2 separate regions of the Mus musculus genome follow, and region 2 is linked to region 1. A link is a contact called in ENCODE Hi-C or POLR2A ChIA-PET data. All regions are on one chromosome and are shown on one strand. Each heading gives the region's core, a stretch centred on a gene start or an enhancer-like site at or near the end of the contact. The rest is flanking DNA. Distances are from core to core; before and after follow the strand shown. Region 1 holds the start of Snhg17 (small nucleolar RNA host gene 17). Region 2 holds the start of Ralgapb (Ral GTPase activating protein, beta subunit (non-catalytic)).

What was found. Hi-C counts contacts between places; a loop is a spot of excess contacts on that map. ChIA-PET counts read pairs that join two places held with the same protein, here RNA polymerase II (POLR2A).
Region 2: a loop to region 1 is called in a map of heart, with 4 times the contacts of the local background. The contact joins the promoter of Ralgapb here to the promoter of Snhg17 in region 1. A Hi-C loop is called at or near these places in 3 of 37 maps with a recorded cell type or tissue (heart and v-Abl transformed pro-B cells). POLR2A ChIA-PET finds 5 or more read pairs at or near these places in 3 of 5 experiments (Patski and embryonic stem cell).

What each region holds. Positions count from the first base shown.
Region 1 is chr2:158,360,197-158,362,802 of GRCm38, reverse strand. Snhg17 (small nucleolar RNA host gene 17) reads left to right here and starts at 1,281. Exons shown (of 6, transcript NR_027887.1): 1 at 1,281-1,398; 2 at 1,733-1,860; 3 at 2,204-2,339. RefSeq lists a cis regulatory region at 1,073-1,349.
Region 2 is chr2:158,408,532-158,411,137 of GRCm38, reverse strand. It overlaps Ralgapb (Ral GTPase activating protein, beta subunit (non-catalytic)), which reads right to left and starts at 1,285. Exons shown (of 30, transcript NM_001291138.1): 1 at 1,035-1,285.

The sequences.
Region 1 (2,606 bases), core at 32-2,531:
GCCATCTCACCAGCCCTAAAAAATATATATATATATATTTAATATATATTTAATATATATTTATATATATATTTAATATATATTATATATATATATATTAAATATACTTATTTAATATATTTAATATATAATACATATTTAATATATAATATATATTTAATATATATTTTAATAATATATATATATATTTTTTAATGGTTTTTTGAGACAGGGTTTCTCTGTATAGCTCTGGCTGTCCTGAAACTCACTTTGTAGACCAGGCTGGCCTCAAACTCAGAAATCTGCCTTCCTCTGCCTTCTAAGTGCTGGGATTAAAGGTGTGCGCCACCACGCCTGGCTTCCTTCCTTCCTTCCTTCCTTCCTTCCTTCCTTCCTTCCTTCCTTCCTTCCTTTCTTTCTTTCTTTCTTTCTTTCTTTCTTTCTTTCTTTCTTTTAATGCTATGCCTGCGAGTGTTTTGCCTGAAATACTATGTGTACCACTTTTACAGGCAGTGTTTACAATGTACAGAAGAGGGCGTCATATCCCCTAGAACTGGAGTTACAGACAAACATTAGGCTCTCTGTATGAGTACTGGGAATTGAACTCAGGTCCTCTGCAATTGCTTTAAGTCACTGAGCCATCTCTCCAGCCCAGACTATCTTTTGTCTTTAAGTCACCCTTAGAGGCGGAAGAGATGGCTGGCTCAGAGGTCATTTGGACTCTTTCAGTGGAGTTCCTTCTTCAGCCCCAAGGGCAGAGCTGCTGTACATAGGGCCAAGAGCCACATTTGGCCTAGGATCCAAGCAGAGTTTGGGAGTATGAAGACTTGGAAACACGTGAGCTCCTTCTCAAACATCTGTCTCTCATCTGTTACTTGGATCAGGACTTTTCTGGTTAAGGGAATCGTCCCATCGGCCTTATGATTTTTAGGTAGACTTTTAGCAAAGCATTCATTCTTTGCTCTCATCCCTTCCACATGCCAGTCTCAAGCCACTACTGACCTCGTGTGGTGGTGTTTAAAGTCATCATTTGTTCCTTTGTGACACCACTGAGCCATGTGCTGTGGAATCAGTAGTTTGTAAGAGAGGTCTGCTTCAGAACAAACAGAAAAAATACGGCAAACGAGAGACAGTTTCCTCCTAAAACGTATCATTGTTTAAAAAAAAAAAAAAATTAACTTAATATGTTCAAACAGTTGTTAGTCTCCTCTCCTCGTGGGGGCGCTGGAGGGCCCGCCGCTCGGAGATGCTGCTCTAGGCTGCAGCGTGCTTTGTCATTTGTTCTTCCGCCAGCGCCCATCGTGAAGACCACAGTTTCCTGTCGCGTGGATGTGTTTCCTCTCTGGCCATTGCCATCCGCCCAAATCTACAGACATCCCGCATGTTCCCGGGCTCGTCTCCCCAATACAGGGCACCAAGGTGAGTGCAAGGTGCATGGGCAGCGCCGTTTCCTCCATCAAGGAAACCGGGCTGCGGGCCGTCGGTGGGCGGCTGGTCTGCTGGGTCTAGAGGAGGGAGGGCCTCAAGCCGCGTGCTTTTCACCGTCTGAGTATCTGAAGCCTCAAAGCCATGTCTGTCGCCTACAAAAAGTGGGTCGGTGTTTACGACCTGTGTCCCATGTTTTTAGCATCCTACCAAGGCGAATCCATTGACCAGGATTTAAGTTGAGACTCCCCCAGGACCCCGGGTGCAGCATCTGGGTCCCCCTGCCCCGCCCTGCCTTGCGCCGCAGCCGCTTCCGTTGTCCTGCCAGGCTGTAGACTGCGCAGCCCTCCTGGAGACAGATGGAAGCTCCTTGGGTCGACAGATTACAGCTTCTGGAACCCCCTACTCCCTTCAACTCCGAGATGGACACCCACTGTCCAGGGAGAGGATGCCTGGGTAAGTGCTCTGCTATTCGGGAGCAACTTGAAGCCCGGGTGCCTGTAATTGGCCTTCCCATGGGTACCAGCAGAGGGGTGGTGTGGAGTTCTGATTACTACTTTTGAGGAGGTCGACAAAGCCACTGTGCAGAGAGAAGCTCGGTGAGGGCTCGAAATAACCAAGGGCAAGATTCTGGGGACAGTTCTGTTCCATGTTGCATAGTGGGGATTACAGAGGAAAGGGGGGGGTGTCTATGCTCCGTGGTTTGCTACCTGGCAGCTTTTGTGTTTGGGATTCTGGGTGCTTTCCCAGGTAACTGGGTGCTGTTCATGTGGCTCACCTGGGCTTATTGTATTTGCAGAAATAACAGCTGGGATCTACAGTGGCCAAAGAGTTGTCTCCGTCTTGCTACATCGACAAACTGGTGCTCCTGAGTGAGGATTGTGCCCTGGGATGGGGGATTCAGTTTCTTCATTTATAGTTGGAAGTGGGTGAAGGTGAGGTGAGGCTGGGTTCTTTGAGGTGTGCCTGCTTGTTGCTGTACCCACTTGGGATCTGTGTCTTGTGTGTCCTGTGTTCCCACTGTCGCTTCTGTACCCTTCTGCTTTACTCTGGTGGGTGGAGAGCAGAATGGAAAGGAGCCAGAAGATTTTGGGGGTCATATGCACCATCCAGATTTCAGCCACTGCTCTCTGCTGGCTTCCGGGCCTTGTCTGGTTCTTGATTTCCTCATCTGAAAAATGGGACTACCTCTGTGACATAAG
Region 2 (2,606 bases), core at 36-2,535, 48 kb before region 1:
GGGGTGGTAGTCTGTGGATCTAAGGAAAAGTTCTCTCTTAGTGAACAGCTACCATCCTAGCACTCAGGAGGCTGAGGCAGAGAAATGGAGAGTTCCAGCAATAGAACAAGGGCGCGCTGGGGGGAAGGGAGTGACAATATGAATTTCTGCCAGTGGAATCCACGATCTTAACAAGCATCCTCCTGCACACATAAACTGGAGAGGCACTGTCAGACCTCTGAGATTACATGCTTTCACACTTGTCAAACCTCACTATAGCCCAGAACCACTAGGGGATCTCCGGAAAGACAAATACTAGAAAGATACTAGTATTTGTCTCCCCCTACCCTCTAGACATGGTGGTTTAATTAGTTTGAGGTGCTATGGCACCAGGAATCTTTTCAAAACTCCCCAAGTGATTTTTACCGTGCATCAAAGTTGGACATCCAATGACCTAATTGGTTAAGAACCTGGATCGGACTGTCAAGGCTGCTTGAGTTCAAATTACCCAGCTCTATGACCTTGGGCACCAAAGGCGCCCGATCGCTCTGGGCCTCGGTTGCCTGGTCCGTAGAATGGGGTAACAGTCCTGCCGTGCAGGGTGCTCAAATTCCCTATCTGGCCTGGGCCTGGCGGAAAGCAAGCATTTGCGGAGGGTGGCTGTTTACTCTCCTCGCAAGCGTCACCGTGCCCTGGGCAGTAGCATCCTCACCGGACGGCAGCAACTCCACCTGCCCCTCGGTGGACCGCATCCTCCCCGGAGTTGCCGCTGCCACTCCAGACCCGCCCCTGTCCCCAGGCTGCCAGGGGGGCGCTCCGCCAGTCCGACCCTCCCGGGTTCGCTCACACCCGGCAGAATCCGCGGGCCAGGACTGTGCTCCCGCGCCCGGTGCGGCCACTTCAGAACCCAGGAATGCGCCCGCCGACGCTCGGCCCCGGGAGCAGCGGAGGTTCAAAGAGCCCCTGCCTCAGTAGCTGCTGAGGAGAGGGAAAAAAAAAAAAAAAAGCACGGCGAGAGGGGAGGGTCCGGCCGCACCGCGCCGGCCGCCGCGTACCTGAGGCGACGGGCGGGGCCCGCATCGCTGGGCGGGCGCACCGCGGGCCGCACTCGGCCTGCCGCCTCACGCGACCCGCGCCATCCGGCCCGCGCTGCCACTGCCCCGGCCGGCCCTCCACCGGCAGTCAGTCCGTCCACCCGTCAGTGACTCTCCCAGGGCGCCCAGGGGACGACGAACACCGGTCGCTTGGCCGGCCGGCTGGGCTCCGTTCAAGCAACTTCCGACTGCCAGGGGCGGTGGCGTCAAATAATTCCCCAGCCGAAGGGACTACTGCGCCTGCGCGGCGCTGCTGACCCGCGACTTCTGAAGGGACCGAGTGGGCAGCGTCAAATAAGTCTCCGAGCCTGGAGCCGGAAGCTGCGCGTGCGCAGCCGTCCCAGAGGGCCGCGCGAAGCGCGATTGCCCACACCGCCCCCTTTCGGGCTTCGGTGGAGTGGGAGGAGTAAAGTGACGGACACTTACGTCATCGCGGTGCCAGCTCCAGAAGCAATCTGGCTTCTACATGTTCTTAGTGCAGAAGAGTAAGGGGCTTCTCTATGAAAAGTTGGCTACCATTCAGGCTAAAGGAATGTCTCACATCTCAGCATTGTAGCTCTTCCTTTGCCCAGCCCCTTATTACATGGGCGCAGCATTATTATGGGCAATGTCCTCGCCAGGCCTGACGTGCTTTAAAAGGATGATTCAGAACCTGTCACCAACGAGTTGTATCTGATCGGGGAGATAAGCTATTACTAACAAGAGATACAAGTTCGAGCACCTGCCATGCACCGGACGTTTTGCAAACAGTACCACTGTCAAGAATTTCGTTTCAACTTCCACGAGGAAAGTAACAACATTTTAGACGTACTCCCCACGTGTCAGGCTGAGAGGAAAGAGGGATGGAGACAGCTTCATAGAGAGCCTGGCCTTGTGACTGACCTTGGAACTCAGAGGTGGAGGGATCAGGGTGTTAGGCTGTGCAAAAAACACATTTGTATGGAAAGCAGAGAAAACGGTGACTGTCATCCTCAGAAGAGACCATGAACCAAGTAGGAGTGAAGAAGAAACTAGTGCCCTCGTAGAAGAGATAAAACAAGGATTCTTTAAGACCACAACCTCACCTACAGGAAGAGGGGAAGGGGTGGGTAACAATGTGCCAGGACAGTGTGTGGATGAAGCAGTAAAGTTCAATTAGACAGTTTTTGATAAGTGCTTTATCACATGGTCACTATTCCAAGCCCCTCTCTCCTTCCCACTTCTACACTACAGAGGCCAAAAAGCAAAGCCCCCTCCCCTGCTTGACAGCATACCAGTGAAACAAAGTTCTAGTCCATAAAGCATAAACCAAAGTTCCAAGGGAGACTTAGGATATAAAGGAAGTCCTGAGAAATTTTGTGTCCTTCAACTTTCCCCAACTTCATGATTGGAACCATGGTATAATACAATGCCAGGAGATGTGGCAGTCATTCTGAGATCTTGCAGAAGACTCTACTATAAATGTAAAACAAGGCAAAGAAACCTGCCTCTTTAGGACACACCAAGGAAACTGCATGGACTCTGTACTCCTTTCCTGCTTTAAAGAGGGTGGTG